Regions from separate parts of the Mus musculus genome. Here region 2 is linked to region 1. Evidence: chromatin loops called from intact Hi-C (ENCODE). Cell type or tissue: heart. All regions are shown on one strand. Each heading gives the region's core, and the rest is flanking DNA. Links, peaks and the distances in the headings are about the cores only.

The links. A loop is a pair of places that touch in the nucleus more often than their neighbours do. Peaks named below come from ENCODE experiments on the same cell type or tissue, not always from the same donor. Only the 100,000 strongest peaks of a DNase experiment are listed, where the experiment ranks them.
Region 2: it touches region 1 in a loop (5-fold over the local background); 17 of 42 quality-filtered maps call a loop at or near these places.

What each region holds. Positions count from the first base shown.
Region 1 is chr3:95,430,622-95,439,589 of GRCm38, reverse strand. It overlaps Arnt (aryl hydrocarbon receptor nuclear translocator), which reads right to left and starts at 5,200. Exons shown (of 22, transcript NM_001037737.2): 1 at 5,029-5,200. The coding sequence starts at 5,053. It also overlaps the pseudogene Gm4349. In heart, for the core only: no CTCF peak of the experiment used is centred there; a DNase peak (open chromatin) is centred at 5,269; H3K4me3 peaks cover 2,001 bases; H3K27ac peaks cover 2,030 bases.
Region 2 is chr3:95,352,767-95,361,734 of GRCm38, reverse strand. Setdb1 (SET domain, bifurcated 1) reads left to right here and starts at 4,533. Exons shown (of 22, transcript NM_018877.3): 1 at 4,533-4,670; 2 at 5,533-5,801; 3 at 7,042-7,193. The coding sequence starts at 5,542. In heart, for the core only: a CTCF peak has its summit at 4,309; a DNase peak (open chromatin) is centred at 4,484; H3K4me3 peaks cover 798 bases; H3K27ac peaks cover 745 bases.

The DNA of each region.
Region 1 (8,968 bases), core at 635-8,634:
CTCAGACTCTGCTGAGTTCAAGCCTACATTTTCAAAGGGGTGTTAAAGACATTCTTTTATTATTACAACATCTGGATGAAATCAGTTATATAGCTGACAAAACACTGGACAAATAATGGAAACATTTTTCAAGATTCTTTATAATATTGTAACATCAGAGAACTTTTCTCTATTTTGTATTTTAAACGACTTTATGTGTATGTTTTGCCTGTGTGTATATATGCAACACATGCAGGCTTGTTGTCCATGGAGGCCAGAAGGTGGCAATAGATCTACTGGAATTATAGCTGTGGGTAGTAGCACCAGTATGTGCTGGAACCAAACCTCAGTCAACTCCAAGAGCAGCCAGTGCTTGCTTCTAATGGCAGAACCACTCTCCAGCCATTTTTGTTTACTGATACACGGCTACCATTCTCAACGTAAGTCTTTACTTCTTAAATTCTAGGAAAATAGAGTAAAACTTGGTACCACAAGTCTACTGCATAAAAGTACACCAACTGAAGTTTCGTTCCAAAACTGTTATCCACTGAGTATGCAGTTCAGTTGGTAGAATGCTTGCCAGGCATGCACCAAGCCCTGGCTCCATCCATAGCACATGGTAAGACAGGCATGGTTGTAACTATAAGATCATAGCACTTGGATCAGAAATTTAAGATCAGGGCTGGAGAGATGATAGTTCAGCGGTTAAGAGTATTGACTGCTCTTCTAGAGGTCCTGGGTTTAATTCCCACCAACCACATGGTGGCTCACAACCATCTGTAATGGGATCTGATGCCCTCTTCTGGTGTCTCTGAAAACAGCTACAGTGTACTCAATATCAAGAAATAAGAGGCAAGCGGATTTCTAAGTTCGAGGCCAGCCTGGTCTACAGAGTGAGTTCCAGGACAGCCAGAGCTATACAGAGAAACCCTGTCTCGAAAAACAAAAAAACAAAAAAAGAAAGAAATCTTAAAAAATGAAAAAAAGAAATTCAAGGTCACCCTCAGAGACATAGTGAGTTTCAACCTAGCCTAGTCTAAATGAGACTTGCCTCAAAAACAAAAAGTTTATTGTATTTTAACTGCTGAGTTAGTAAAATGGTTCAATTCCTTTAAAAAGAAAGAAAAAAAAAAGAGATAAATTGATTGATTTGGGGGGCTGGAGAGATGGCTCAGTTGTTAAGACAACTTGGCATTCCTGCATAACACATGAGCTCAGTTCTGAGAACCCACATTAGATGGCTCACAACCACCTGTAATTGCACTACAAGAGAATCAACACACTCTTCTGCACCTGCACTCACATGAACAAACATACATGCAGTAATTACGGTCTTTTGAATGAGAATGGTCCCCACAGGCTCCTATATTTTAATTCTTGGTCCACAGTTGGTGTTAGTGTCTTGGGAAGAATTAGGAGGTATGGCTTTGTTGGAAGTAATACAGCTGCTGCCATGCTTCCAGTCACAGTGATCATGGACTCACCTCTGGAAAACTCAAGTCTAATAAAGCGATGCTTCTCTAAGTTCCCATGGTCATGGTGTCTCTTCATGGCCACAGAAAAGTAACTACTACACCAATGTGCATAATTTAATTAAAATCTTTTTTTGGGGGGGGGTGGGGGGAAAGTGGGGCTGGAGATATGACCAGCAATTAAGAACACTGACTAATTAATAATAAAGGGCTTGGTAGCTCAATCAAAAAAGAATTGCCAATCAAGCAATAAGGTCCTGAGTTAATCTCCAGAACCCACATGAAAAGACAAGGCATGGTAGCGTTTACTTGTATTTCCAGCATTGGTAAAGCCGAAACCCAGTGAGCTTGGGGCTCTCTAACCAGAAGTTTATCCTCTTTGGCCCACTCCAGGCCAGTAACAGATCCTGTCTCAAAAAGCGGAGGTGGGATGTGGAATGAAGACATGATCCAGTGGTTAAGAGCACTTGCTACACAATCTGGAGACCTGAGTTTGGATCCCAGAACCCACATAACAAGTCTGGCATCATCCTGCATCCACCAGGAATCCATGCACTCTGAGGATCCAAGGCAGGAAGACTGCTAGGCCTTGCTGACTGTCAGCCGAGCAAAACACACAAGCCTCAGGTTAAGGGAGACACCTGACCTGGAAGAAATAAGGCAGAGTGACACAGTAAGATGCCCACAGTTAAGAAGAAATTCTGCCTCAAAGGAATAAGACAGAAAGTTACAGAGGTGGATATCCGGTGTCTTCTGGCCTGTGTACAAGTGCACACTGAACATAGTAATTTCCCACTGTATATACCTCCAGTGGTGAATCTAATTTTCCAAAATTCAACAGGCCAAAACATATCCTGTTTGACACAAAAAGGAAGGAGGAAAAAGCAACAACAAAAGGCTCTATTTTATGACTTAAGTATCATGCATGTACTGAACATGGGATCAATAAATTAGAAGACATGGAAGAATTCTCCACATGGAAAAAAGAAATCTTGAGCTAGGAATGTAGCCCCCGGAAAAGGAAGTTAAGGCAGATGGTAAAGAGAGCAGGGGGTTAGTCTCACTGGGTCTGTCGTTCTCTGTTCTCCGCTCAGACCTACCATCCCATCTCATAAGAGGCTGAGGCTACGCAGGGATGTCAGCTACAGCAGGAACCACTGGGTGCTATGCCATAACTAACAGCAGACTAGAATTTAAGAAAACTCTTACATTCTCAGGTTAATTTTCAAAGGTTTGCTAAGAACCTACACCTCACCTTTTGAGGTTTTTGCTTGGTTTGGTCTGGCTTTTGATTTTGAAACAAGGTCTCACTATGTAGCATGGAACTGACTTTGTAGACCAAGATGGCCATGAACTAAGATATCCCCCTGCTTCTGCAAAGATTAAAGGAATTCCAGCCTATTCTCCCTCTGTTTGGTAAGTACCTATGATGACTCTGCCCACCTCAAAATTGAAGAAGCAAGCAATCAAATAACAATAAATAAAATCAATTATTTCTACTGGTGATGACACTCACAGCTTTAATCCAGCACTCAGGAGGCAGGAGCAAGCAGATCTTGAGTTGGAGGCCATCCTGGTCTACAGAGTGAGTTTCATGACAGCCAGGGATACATATAGAAGCCCTGCCTTGAAAAACCAAAGTCAAAACAAACAAACAAACAAACAAACAACTGTTTCATTAAAAAAGATTCTTAAATCGTACTTTTTAAAAAGTTTTGATAGTTTATATAGGATGGCACATGCGAGTGATTCCAGCACTTGAAGATAGAAGCAAGAAGACCACTGCAAGTTCAAGGCCAGCCTGATCTTCACAGAACACTGCAGGCCAGCCTCTCAAAATTCCCCACTCAGAAAAAAAAATAGAAAAAAATTACTATTTCCTGCTTACAGACTTAAGCTAATATTGATAAGGAAATGACTATTTGGTCAAGAAAGTGTTGTTTTAGTAATTGGTTTAAAATCAGAACAGGGCAGCTAGAAAAGCTTCTGACTTACTAACGTGTCTCTACGGCCTTAACAAGAGAGACACTTTGCAGTCTGAAGAGTTATATAAGGATTTTGCAACATGGGATCAGTTTGAAATCTTGTTTACTCTAATCAGACATGGGCTATTTTGCTACAAGGTCTGATTTTCTCTAACATTTTTCAGTTGTATAGTTTTATTCTATAATTCATCAAATATTCCAATAGTTTCCTGACAATTTACTTCATCTTCATGTAAAAAAAATAATAATTTAGGATTTAAAAAACTGATATTCAGGGGCTGAAAGGAAGGTTCAGTAGTTGTGAGTATGTGTTACTCTTCTAGGACCTAATGTCAGTTCCTAGCATCCACATCACGGGGCTTTCAACTGCCTGAAACTCTTGCTGCAGGGGATCCAACACCCTATTCTGGACTCCTCCCATTCCTGCACTCACAAGTAGACATTATCATATACATAATTTCTAAAGCTTAAAAATATTTTTTTTAAAGTTGATATTGACACATGAATTTGAAGCCAACCTGGGCTACATATAAGTTCTAGGACTCTCTCTCTCTCTCTCTCTCTCTCTCTCTTAAAAAAAAAGGCTGTTTCCAAAAATAATGGGAAAACAATACATTTCCCAGTGTTTCAGCTATTGTGTGTATGTATATACATACGTGTGTGTACCCTGTTACTGTAATATAGTACATTAACAAGATAAAATTTAAAAGTTCAATGTGAAATAGCAGAGACCAATATTACACAACCCTCCCTCCAAACTCTTCGATGATACAGACTTCTGGGAAATGATGGATTTACTTTGTTGGAAAATAACAAGGTAAATTAGCCCAACTAAAATGAAATACTTCCTAAGATGTAACTGAATACAGTAGAAAGGACTGAGAGGGAGACTGCAGTGATCCAAAGTCAACCGGGGGCTGGAATGAGACAAGACTCAAAATAAGATGAACGAGAGACAGAGACAGACAGACAAACAAGCAAGAGGACGTCCACAGACAAATGGCGCGGGACATTTTTCTGAAAGAACAGGAGTTGCTCCACCTCGACCTAACAAGATTTAAACCTGGGTTCTGGACTAAAGACCTGTCCTGAACTATTACCATTACCCAAACCTCTGCCTTCAGCAGCAAGACACTAATAACTACGCTAAAACCCTAAATTTCAAAGTATAGGAGTTACAAGAATCTGAGCAGATTCTCAAAGAACTAAGTTTTCCATTTAAATGTAAACCAAGTGTAGAATCAAGCAAGACTTTGCAAAACGTCAACGTGGCCCCGTCTATAGCCCAGTTTACGCTCGCAGTTACACCAAGTCAGTTTGCCCAGTTACTTACTAGGCATCAGGGGAACATCAGCTGGCAGAGGGTTAAAAGACCACAACACTCCCTAACACCGCAGGCAGAGTGGAGACGCTGGCCAAGCGCCACCACTACTCCAGAAGTTGGGGCACGGAGCCCCCAAACACCCGTCACCCGTTCCCCAGGTCCTCCGGGCAGGGCGCCTCCTCGACACCCCTCCCCCAACACCCGAACGCCACGGCCCTGCTGCTCTGCTCTGGCTCTCCGCACTTGTCAGTCCTTTCTGCCGCCTCACCTGGGTTAGCTGTAGTCGCCGCCATGGTCGAGATGGCACCGTCCCTGCGCCACCCTCGGTGGGAGGGGCAGCCGCCACCGAGCTGGGGGAGGGGAGGGAAGAGCCACTCCGCAGATTAGGCACCTTACCGCCGCCACCGCTACCGCGGAATCCAAGATGGCGGACGCCCACCCCCCTCCCCATCCTGGGCAGAAGACACGCCCCAAACTATGGGCGCGGTCAGTCTCCAGACAGCCTCCCTGGGAGAACTGGCCAATAGAAACAGTAAGTCGCCATAGAGGCCGGGCTAGTGACTCGGCCAGTGAGTCCGGTGACCCGAGGAGTGCTAGGAAGCCTGAGCTAGGAAGCCAACCAGCTGTTTCCCTAATCCGGCCTTCTCGGCGTCAGAGATTCATAACCAAATTGACGTCAGTGAAATGCAAAGAAAACGAGCATTTTACTAAAATGTTTTCTTTCTTAGTGGGCTCATCAGCATATGCTTCCTACAGACGATTTGTTATGCAAACCCTCTTTATAGGTTCTAACACAGGGATCACTAATCCATTCTAGGTTGTTTTTTCTTTATGAACTTTTGTCACTAGTAAAAGTCCGATAACTAATTCTTAAGAGTTGGCTCTGAAGCTGGTAGGAAAAAGCTGGGTGATTACGTGGTACCAAAGATGCCAACATTTGAAATGGAGACAACGAACAAAGAATTTTTATTAAACAAGTATTCCAGAACTCAGAATGCAAAGACCAGTCTGTACTACAAAATGAAACTAGTCCCTTTCTCTGCCCTCCAAAAGTGAGGTGTCCTATGTCACAAGTTTTTTTAAAATGACAAGGTAGTAAACACACAGACGTAATGTCTAATTATAAGAACTGAGCAATTCAGAACAGACAATGTCGACTCAAAACACTGTGAGATAAATTCTATAATTTTACAAATCAAGAACTACAAGCAGGGGCTGGAGAGATGGCTCAGCGGGTAAGAGCACTGACTGCTCTTTCAGAGGTCCTGCGTTCAAATCCCAGCAACCACATGGTGGCCCACAACCACCCCTAATGAGATCTAACGCCCTCGTCTGGTGTGTTTGAAGACAATTACAGTGTACTTATTTAGAATAATAAATAAATCTTTGGGCCAGAGAAAGCAGGAACTGAGTGAGCCGACCAACTGGAGTGGGCGAGGTTGATTGGAGCAAGCAGAGGTCCTAAAGTCAATACCCAATAACCACATGAAGGCTCACAGCCATCTGTACAGCTACAGTGTACTCATATACATAAAATAAATAAATAAATCTTAAAAATATATATTTAAAAAAAAAAAAGAACTACAAACAGATCCAGGCATAGTGATGCATGCCTTTAATCCTAGTACTCAGGAGGCAGAGACTGGCCAATTTCTCTGAGTTCAATGCCAGCCTGGTCTACATAGTGAGTTCTAAGACAGCAGGAGCTATATATAGAAAGACACTATCTCAAAAACAAACAAAAACCAAAGACATGAAACAAAGGCCACCTTGCAAATTAATCCAGTAGTGAGAAGCAAAGTGAATGAAACTAACACCCAAAGTCTATTATATTCATCACCATGTATATGTGGACTGGGGGGAGGAGGGTAATTTTGTTCTTTGAAACAAGGTCTCATGTAGCCTAGACTGACCCCAAATTCACTATGAGGATGAAAATGGTCTTGAATTCACCCTCTCCTTCCAATGTTAGAACTATAAGCATATGGCACTACTCTTTGGCTTGTTGTCAGTCTGATTCACCAAAAAAAATTTTTTTAATTAGCCATAAAGACGACTCCACTACACAGCTACACCTAACATCCCAAGATCCAATGCTCTGAACTTACACAAGGAGAGGACTCCTGCAAATTATCTTCAACTTTCCTCACACCAAAACATGTGCACTCACACATACACAAAAATTTTAAAAACATTTAGAAGTAGAACTGACAAGATGGCTCAAGAGCTAAAGGTACTTGAAGTTGGATTCTCCAAAAGCCACACAATGGTTCGAGGAGAGAACTAACTCCCATTCACTAAAAAGAGGTGCAGTGAGAGGCGCAGTGACATCATGCTGGCTTCTCGTTTGTTGGTTGCTTGCTTGCTTTAGGTTATTTGGTTGGTTTGGTTGGTTTGTTTAGACATTTTCTTGGGGTTTTGAATAGTTTTATTTTTAATTATGTGAATGTGTCTGCATTTAAGTCAGTACACCTGAGTATTGGAACACAATTAGACAGACAAGAAAGATCCCATTAACCTGGAGTTTCAAACAGTTGTGAACAGATAGAAATCCACCTGCTTTCACACTTTCATTTGCTGGCATTAAAGGGGGGCACCACTATGCCAAGATGGAGGCATTGCCTTAATGGCTTTTCCTCCTCTCAGATGATCTTAGCTTGTGTCAAATTTACAAAAACAAAACAAAACAAAACAAAACATGACATCTATATGGCACACTTTAATATAAGAAATTGTAGTTCACTGGCATTACATGCTTTTAATCCCAGTACTTGGGAGGTAGAGGCCAATGGATCTCTTTGAGTTGGATGCCAGCCAGGTCTACAAATTAAGATCTAAAGCAGCCAGGATGATTAACACAAAGAAACTATGTGTTGAAAAACCAAACAAAAAGTCATGGTTAAAAACTTTTTTTTTTTAGTATATAATAGACATGTTGATTACACCTATAATCATGTAGTAAAAAAAGCCATGTGTAGTGGCTATTCCTGGTTGTCAACTTGACAATATTTGGAATGAACTACAATCCGGAATTGGAAGGCTCACCAGTGACCCTTATCTGGAGGCTTGGAGATCCTTATCTGGATCTTGGTTTGAAGATCTTGAGCCATAGTGGCTATGGATTCCAGAAGATTGAATCTCCGAGTTAAGGAACACACCTTTAATCTGGGCTATGCCTTTCATCTGGGATTAAAGGTGTGGTGGAACACACCTTTAATCTGGGCTACACCTTCTGCTGGAGACAATATAAGGACATTGGAAGAAGGGAGTCTAGCTCTTGCTCTTGCTCCTTCGCCTGCTTGCTGCGTGAGACTGAGTAACTGCTAGATCCTTGGACTTCCATTCACAGCTGCGACTGAACAATTGTTGGGAATTGGGCTGCCGACTGTAAGTCATCAATAAATTCCTTTACTATCTAGAGACTATCTGTAAGTTCTGTGACTCTAGAGAACCCTGACTAATACACCATGATACAAGGATCACTTCAAGTTTGAGGATAGCCTGGCCTACATGGTTAGGCCGAGATAGCCCGAGTGACAAACAGTGTGGGTTGTAAGCTTGCGAATCTGAGTTTGAATCCCCCCAATTCATGTTAAAAAAGGAAAAAAAAACAAAACAAAACAAAACCTGAACATTGCTAAATATGTAACTCTGGTGCTTGTTGGATAGAAACACATCCCCAAGTGGCCAACTAGCCCAATGGCACTAAGTCAGAACATAATAGAGGAAGACACTGGATGTTGTTGTAACTTGATGCTTAGAGTTTACTGCTTCATGTACTACATACATAGCACACATCAGAACCACAATGCAAAACAAACAAAAAAAAAAGTTACCAAGGGAAGTATTTACTAAATGTTTCATGGTGTTCATGGACCAGCCCACTGTGAGTGGTACCATTCCATAGACTTCATAAATACACAAATAAAGAGAGTGATTGGAGGAGCAGCAGGATGAGACACTCCCTCTGTTTCCAGATTGCAGAACAATGTGACCAGATGCTTTAGGCTTTTGCCACTGTGATTTCCCCGACCATCATGGATATGATCTGGAACTTGGAACCAGGATCAGCCCCCTTAACCTTCAAATGATTTTGTCAGATTATTTGATCACCATAACTGAAAAAGAAACTCAGACATAGGCAAACTACACACAAACACATGGGGGAAAAGACAGAAAATAAGTATACCTTATCTGAAATGGGGAAA
Region 2 (8,968 bases), core at 297-8,296, 78 kb after region 1:
ACCATCGGTAATGGGCATCTGATGCCCTCTTCTTGTGTGTCTGAAGGCAGCAACAGTGTACCCACATACATGACATAAATAAATACGTAAATATTTAAAAGAAAGAAAGTTTAAAAAAAAAAGAGTGATAAGTTATTTCTCGGCAGGTGAAATGAGCCAATTCAAGGCAGATTGGAGTATATATAAACAGGTTTATTGGGAAACTGCTCTCAGGAGCTCATTGGCCCCCCAGGAAGGAGGTCAGGGAAGAGTCTCTGTAAGAAGGGCAACTCAGCCCCTGGGCTGTAAAGGTCATGGTAGAAGACAGGGTATACCAGGTGGGGTCTGAGGGATGCTGGGAGAACCTGAAGACCAGGTCTGCTTTGGTATGTAAAATATATTTGTGAGTCTGAAAACCAACAAAGACATGTAAAATATCTAAAGAGACATGCAGAATGTGGAAGGATGAATGAAATAATATGGCCAGGGAGGTAAACTAGGACCAGACTATGAAAAATATGCAAATATTATACTGTAGATTTTAATTTTAATTTCATTTTAGAGATATAAAGAAAAGACAGGGCTGTGGTATGGTAGCACATGGCTACCAGCACACAGGAGGCAGAGGCAATAATATCTTCATGAGTTCAAGGCCAGCTTGTTCAACATAGTGAGTTCCATGCCAGTCAGGGCCACTCAGTGAGAGGCTGCTCAAAAAGAAAAAAGACAGAATGGGGGAGGGGGGTTAGTTGTTAATCTGATCTATACTACCGGGCTGGGGCAGCTGTTGGAGTCCATCAAAAGACCCTCACTCACAAAGACCACAGAGATTGATATCACTGCAAACCACAAGAGGATTTTTTTAATAGATCCAACTTGTTGGGGAACCCCCTCTGCATGCAGGCAAGAGGAAAGACCCCAAAGAAAGAAAGAACACACTTTTTATACCTTGTAAGGGGGAGATTTAGGCAACAGGCCTAGCTGGCTTATTCTCACTGGTGTAGCAAGTAACCTTTCACGCATTGGTTGGTTTGCATAGGATGACTACCTTTGGCTTAGTGACTCACTCTGCCTGCCCTTATGGTGGGTTATTATGATTGGTCAGCAAAGCAGCAGTACATTTTGAACTTATGGGTCAGCTATTAACGTCACAGCTGTTAACATCACAGCTATTAACATCATGGAGAATTCTACTGACAAGGTCAGGGCAGTTTGTGGTTTTTCTCCGAATTCAGTATGGGGCAGGGTAGGGGAATTTTTCTGGGAACTGCTAATCTTGTTTTGGCAGCTGCAAGCTTAGTCTGGTCTTTTTGACCACTAAACTATAGTTTGGAAAGTCCCTTCAGAGGGGGAAGGGGCTAGGTGGTTGTCTTAGTCAGGGTTTCTATTCCTGCACAAACATCATGACCAAGAACCAACTGGGGAAGAAAGGGTTTATTCGGCTTACACTTCCACATTGCTGTGCATCACTGAAGGAAGTCAGGACTGGAACTCAGGCAGGTCAGGAAGCAGGAGCTGATGCTGAGGTGATGGAGGGATGTTCTTTACTGGCTTGCTTCCTCTGGCTTGCTCAGCCTGCTCACTTGTAGAACCAAGACTACCAGCCCAGAGATGGTCCCACCCACAAGGGGCCTTTTCCCCCTTGATCACTAATTGAGAAAATGCCTTACAGTTGGATCATGGAGGCATTTCCTCAACTGAAGTTCCTTTCTCTGTGATAACTCCAGCCTGTGTCAAGTTGACACAAAACTAGCCAGTACAGTGGTCTTGAATTTATTTTGGATTTTACATTCCCCCCTTTTCTCTGGTATATCTCAATCCTGAAATGATGTCTCACTTTGTTGCAGCTGCTGGTATTGTTGTCTGAGCATCAAAACTTGTACTTGAATTTAATAACAAGCGATTAAGGATGCATGGGCCAAAGGTTAAGAGCAGAAACAGGATAAGAAGGGGTAGTAAGCAAGTCTAGATAGGGACCCTTCCAGCAAGGCTTGAGGGTCTGGCTGCAATGCAGATGCACTTAGATCAATCAGATCTCCGACCTGGAACTGGTGAGATGTCTTTGGGGTACCCAGATCTTTGCTGCAGCCAGTTGTAACCAGACTTCCTTCTGCCTCACCTGCAAGTCTTTTAACCTAGCATACAGATAATTATTACAACAACATGTGTGTTCAATCACATCATTTAAGACAGTGCGGAGTGTGGGAGCCCCATAAAGGATCTCAAAAGGAGTAAGACTGAATCAAGAGAGAGTATTTCTGGTTCTAAATGAAGGGGGGAGCACCACCCAGTCTGTGCCAGTCTCCATGGTTACTTTTGTCAAGGTCTCTTTTAGGGTTCTATTTATCCTTTTTACCTGTCCTGAGCTTTGAGGTCTGTACACACAATAATTTCCATTCGACCTCTAAATATTTGGGCATGCCCTGACTTACCTGGGCAACAAAGGCAGGACCATTATCTGACACTATTGCTTTTGGCCTTTTGGCACTCTGAACCTTGGAAAATTTTCTTCTTCTTCTTCTTCTTCTTCTTCTTCTTCTTCTTCTTCTTCTTCTTCTTCTTCTTCTTCTTCTTCTTCTTCTCCTTTTCCTTCTTCGGGTGGGGGGTTCGATACAGGATTTCTCTGTGTAGCCCTGGCTGTGCTGGAACTCACTCTGTAAACCAGGCTGGCCTCGTACTCAGAAATCTGCCTGCCTCTGCTTCCCGAGTGTGGGAATTAAAGGCATGCACCACCATTGCCCGGCTTCAATAACCTTAATGACCATCTGATCAGTCTCATTTTTACAGGGAAAAGCTTCTACCCATCTTGAGAACGTATCCACAAAAGCCAGAAGGTATTTATATACATATTTTCCAGGTCATACCTCAGTAAAGTCTACCTCCATGTAGGTGCCAGGTCTGTCTCCCGGGTACCTCTTCCCTGGATGCACCATAGTGCAGTAGACATTGACTTTTGCAGGGCACACACTTGTGCACCACCTGCTCCACAAGGTGTTTTAACCCTGGTACATGGTACTTAGTCTTGGAGAATGTCTGGATAAGCTTGTTTACCCCTAGGTGAGTCCACTGGTGCATCTGTTTGATCATAGCCTCTGCTTGTCTTTGTGGCAGGATTTTCTCTCCCCCAGAGGTGTACCACAGTCTCTTATTTTTGTTGAACTGATGACTGGAATCTTTGAAAATGAGGGCTAAGTCCTCTGCTGTGTAAGTAAACTCCGGGACCGGTTTTTTGGGCTCTGTTGCCAAGAACACGAGGGCCATGGCTGCCCAAATGTTTTGGATTCCTTAAAGACACACACAAACACACACAAGGGCTGGAAAATGATTTCGTATTTAAGAACACTTATTGTTTTCCAGATTATTTTGAGTTTGAATTTTAGTGCCTATGTTGGATGGCAACTGTCTGTAACTGCAGTTCCATAGAATCCAGTATTCTCTTCGGGCTTTTGAGGCCAACTTGCACTTATGGGCACATATGCATACACAGACACACAGGTGTACAGAAAAATATATTTTATATAGATACCTTGCAGGACATGGTGGCTCACAGGTTAATCCCAACAGGTAGAAAACAGAGGCCGGTAGATCTTTGCACAGTCTACATAGCAAGTGCCAGACCATCCAAGATTACAAAGCACGACCCCATGTTAAAACTACCACAACAAAACACTTCTTGAGTCTGCTCTTTATTTCTGTGTTTCAGCTTCCTTTACCCTTGCAGGCAGGGTTATGGGAGGACAGTGGAAGAAGACAGTGTACTTGAGTTTGGCAGTTTATTTGTAAGGCTGTTCTTAGGCTAGAGGGGTGTGAGCAGTGCTGGGAGATTGGCCAGATCTGCTGTGAAAGTAATGGCATTCAAAGATGAGTAGGCAGAAAGAAGCAAAGAAAGAAATGAGAGCTGGGCAGTGGTGGTGCACACCTTTAATCCCAGCACTTAGGAGGCAGAGGCAGGCAGATTTCTGAGTTCGAGGTCAGCCTGGGCTACAGAGAGAGTTCCAGGACAGCCAGGGCTATACAGAGAAACCCTGTCTCAAAAAAAAAAAACAAAAAAAACAAAAAAAAAAAACAAAAAAACAAAACAAAACAAAAACAAAACAAAACAAAAACAAAAAAAAACCTCAAAAAACAAAAAACCTTAATCTTGTGAAAGATGAAAACTACACAATCTCAGTGATAAAATGATGAGTTTTTTGTTGTTGTTTATTTGTATTTTTCTTATTTCCTATATGAACACTCATTAATTTTGCTAAAAAATTAATTTTATTACTAAAAAAAATCTTCAAATTAAAACAATAATCAACTATATTGGCCACCTGTAGGGGAAGAGCTTCCATAAATGACTCCGGAAAATACCTGCTTTGTCCAACTAGCCCCTTATCTGGAAATGCCCTACTTCACACATGCATACTCTCCTTAAATTCCCATAACCCCTGTACCGCAGCGCTATGCAATAAATTTGGTCCCTTCGGGCTACCGTCGGAGAGGCCGGAAGGACGCTCCCTATTGCTTCCGGACCGTCGGTTTGCTCCCCGCCCCCTCCTGCCTCCTCACGCTGTTTCCCCTCCCCCGCCGTCTCTCCTTCAGTTTGCCTGGGTTTGGCAAGGCGGAGCCCTGGAGTAAAACCTGGGGTCGGGGTTGTGAGACGCGGCCCTTGCGGTCGGGCGCCAGAGTTGTGGGGAGGACGGACTGAGGTGCGCTGAGGCCGAGGTGGACCTGGGAGGCTTGGCTGGTGCGAGGCTGGGGCTGTGTGTGGGAACTTGGCGGGAGAGGAGCGAGCCGGGGGCGGGCGGGCCTGAGGCGGCGGCTGCGGGTGGGCGCGAGGCGGTGCGTGGGTGAGGCGGTGCGTCGATGAGGCGCGGGAAAGCAGGAGGGCGGCAGGCTGGAGGCTGCTGCGGTTCTGCGTGGCCCGGGCGGCCAAGCGCCTGTGCGCGTTATTCCGAGTGTGGCTGCTGGGTGGTCGCCATGGCTTCAAGCTTTTGCTCTGATCACGTAGGGATGTCCGACTTTTCCTCTCTTCGTCCCTTTTCTTCTTTGCTGGTCGCAGACTCCCAGGGCCTGGTGCAGCCGGGAAGCCCATCCCTTGTGCAGCTGCCCTCTTGCATGGCCCTAGGAGGTTTTAAAAGCCACCTTGCCACGGGAAAGCAAAGAGCCGCGAGGAAAAGGAGGACTAAACAACCCGGGTGGAATTAGTTCATTGCGGCTCACCTGTCTCCAGCCGCCGGTGCCTCGGTTAGACTCGGTGTAGTGACAGAGCCAATTAAGGAACAAGTAGCTCCCAGAAGTATCTTCCTTGGTCGATAAGCACTCTTCGGTTTCCTGAAACCTTGTTTTAGCTAGCTCCCTGGTGCGTGTTGGAGTTCTCCAGGGTCTCCCCGCTCTTAGTTGTTACCCAGAGCTTGGGTCTGTGTGAGAAGATGAGGCTCCCCGGGAAATCTCCAGATCGCCTTGTGGAGGAGGAGGGGAGAGAACAGAGTTTGCAGGCTTTTGATTATGAGACAGAAATGGTGTGAGCCTCGGTTAGAGTTGTTTTCGCTTCTTGTTCATCCTGCACAGGGCCAAAGCATGTCCTCCCTCCCTGGGTGCATGAGTTTGGCTGCAGCGCCAGCTGCAGCTGACTCTGCAGAGATTGCTGAGCTGCAGCAGGCGGTGGTTGAAGAGCTGGGTATCTCTATGGAGGAACTTCGTCAGTACATTGATGAGGAACTGGAAAAGATGGACTGCATACAGCAGCGCAAGAAGCAGCTCGCAGAGCTGGAGACGTGGGTACTACAGAAAGAGTCTGAAGTGGCTTATGTTGATCGGCTGTTTGATGATGCATCCAGGTAGGGATTCCAGGAAGCAGAAGTAAATGTCCATCTGTGTCCTCCTTGGAGTGACTGTTGTTGTCATTGTCCTAAGCACTTTATACTTTGGCGACTTCAGTCAGGTGGGGCCTTACTCTTCCTCTGAGTTTGTAATGCAGAGTTGCAACAGAACACTTTTTCCCTGTGGGTAGCTGCTATGTGATCAGCAGTAGTTAGGTTAAAGGCTTGAATTCCCTTCTCTTCCTCCTGGACTGAACTTCCTTCCTAAGATCCCCAGAAAGTGAAGATTGTAGAGTTGCTGTCTTTTCTGTTTTTCTGAGACAGAATCCCAATACCTAAATCTTGCTGGCCTGCAACTTGCAGAGATCTGCCGACTTTTGCCTCCTAAGAGCTGCAATGAAATGATCCTAGCTTATGCTTGTTGAGTTGATTGGGGTTTCATTCGTTCATCCATTTTTGATACAAAGTCTCTTTACGTAGAATTGGCTGCCCTAGAACTCACCATATAAACCATATTGAGCTGGACTCATAGAGACCCATCTGCCTTTGTTTCTCCAGTGGTGAGATTAAAGGGATGTTTCACAGCACCCAGCAAAATGAAGTTGATATTTAAAGCTGTCTTCTTAGTTCCCAAAGCCACATAGATAATAAATATCAGATATTAGGACTTTTGTAACAGCAGGTGGAAAATTGAAGTCTAGAAAATTGTTTCATAGAAGAATTACATGGAAACAAACATTCTGTGGAAAAGCATTCTAAATAGGTACTTTGGAACATGTAGAGCAAACAGTCTATATTTAAATATACATAATTTCCTGTTACTGTGTTGTGTTTTGTATGTGGGGGGGGTTGTTTTTTGTTTTTGTTTCTGTTTTTGTTTTGTTTTATTTTTGAGACCGTTTCTTTGTAACTCTGGCTGTCCTGGAACTACCTCTGTACACCAAATTGGCCTGGAATTCAGAGATCTGCTTGCCTCTGCCTCCTGAGTGCTGGGTTCTGTTTTTGTTCTGTCTAAAGGTTTCTTACTCTGTAGGCCATGCTGGCCATGAACTGTATTGACCATGAACTCTATTGACCATGAACTCTATTGACCAAAGTGACCTCAAACCTAGCTAGTCTTGGTTCCTCAGGCTAAGGACTAGGATTACATGTGTGAGCTCAGAGGCTAGGTATTGTATAAATGTATATACATTGTAATGCTCTTGTACTGCACTGTCTCCACTGGCTTTGATCTTTTCTGCATGTGTTCCAATATCAGGGAAGTGACTAACTGTGAGTCTTTGGTGAAGGATTTCTACTCTAAGCTGGGACTACAGTATCATGACAGTAGCTCTGAGGATGAAGCTTCCCGGCCCACAGAGATCATTGAGATTCCTGATGAAGATGATGATGTCCTCAGTATTGATTCAGGTAAATGATGAAGCTTTGGTCAGAAAAGTCTTAGAATGGAAGCTGAAATACTGGAAGACAAGTATGTTGCACATAAAGAATCACATTGTCATTACTTAATATGCCAAAAACCTGACTGACTTATTATGACAACAAGTAAGTATTCTTAGCATCGTAAGTGTTTTCTGTATTCTGATTGCTTCCTTTCCCCATTTCAGATAAGGTATACTTATTTTCTGTCTTTTCCCCCATGTGTTTGTGTGTAGTTTGCCTATGTCTGAGTTTCTTTTTCAGTTACTGTGATCAAATAATCTGACAAAATCATTTGAAGGTTAAGGGGGCTGATCCTGGTTCCAAGTTCCAGATCATATCCATGATGGTCGGGGAAATCACAGTGGCAAAAGCCTAAAGCATCTGGTCACATTGTTCTGCAATCTGGAAACAGAGGGAGTGTCTCATCCTGCTGCTCCTCCAATCGCTCTCTTTATTTGTGTATTTATGAAGTCTATGGAATGGTACCACTCACGGTGGGCTGGTCCATCCACCTCTACATAGTCAAAATAATTCCTCATTGGCTTGCACAGATTTCCATTTCACAAGTCATTTTAAATTCTGTTAAGTTGATATCAATGGTCACAGTGTTCCTACCCATGTTTGGGAGTAGAGGTATATGGGTGGGTGTACATATATGTAGAATTCAAAGACTTATATCAGGTTTATTGCTTGATCACTCCTCTCTTTATTATGGAAGCAGGGTCTTGCTGAACCAAGGGTTTGCCAATTCTAGCATGTGTAGATAGCCAGCTCAGAGTGGGTTTCTGCCTTATGAGTACTAGGATTACAGGTTTGGGGCCTGAGGATCCAGACTCCAGGACTTGGGACTTGTTTGGGAAACACGATATGCTGGCTATCTCTCTAATGCTTTTATTTTGCAATAGGATTTCACAGTTTCTGGCTAACTTCTAACTCTCAGTATAGCCCATGCTAGCTTTGGACTTCGAGCAGTACTTCTGCTTTTTTTGTTTGTTGGTTTGTTTGTCTTGTTATTTTGAGACATGCTTTCTCTGTGCAGCCCTGGCTGTCCTGGAACTCACTCTGTAGACCAGGCTGGCCTCAAAGTCACATCAACCTGCCTGCCTCTGGGAAAGGTGTGTACCATCACCACCTGGCAAAAGTTGCCTCACCCCACCTCCCATTTATTGATTGATTGATTGTTGATTTGTGTGTGTGTGTGTGTGTGTGTGTGTGTGTGTGTGTTTTGTTTTTTCAAGACAGAGTTTCTCTGTGTTAAGAGAGCCCTGACTGTCTTGGAACTTGCTTTATAGACCAGGCTGGCCTCTAACTTAAGAGATCCTCCTCCCTCTGCCTCCCCAGTACTGGAATTAAAGGTGTGTGCCACCATCACTCAGCTCTATATTGAGTTTGCGTTCAGAATCCTAATCAGAACAGTTTGATACTGTGAGGAATTGTCAAGCCTCCATCCACAGCTCCCTTCTGGGCTCTAAGAACTTTATTGCCAATTGTAGATTGGGTATGTCCTACATCCAGATAGCAAGGGATGTCACCAGGCTGACTTTCATCTCTAGCCTCCATAGATCTTTTTCATGCCAAACCTACTGAGAAGTCTGCTGGCAAGCAGCAGGCCAGTACAACAGGCTATAGCATAATTTGTTAGGCCAACTTTGACGATGTCATTTGGTATAGTTCATGTGCATATACTGTCCCGACTGTTATATTTCCTATATAGGGATATGGATTCTGACAGATGCTATCTCTGTTACATGAAATTTCATCCT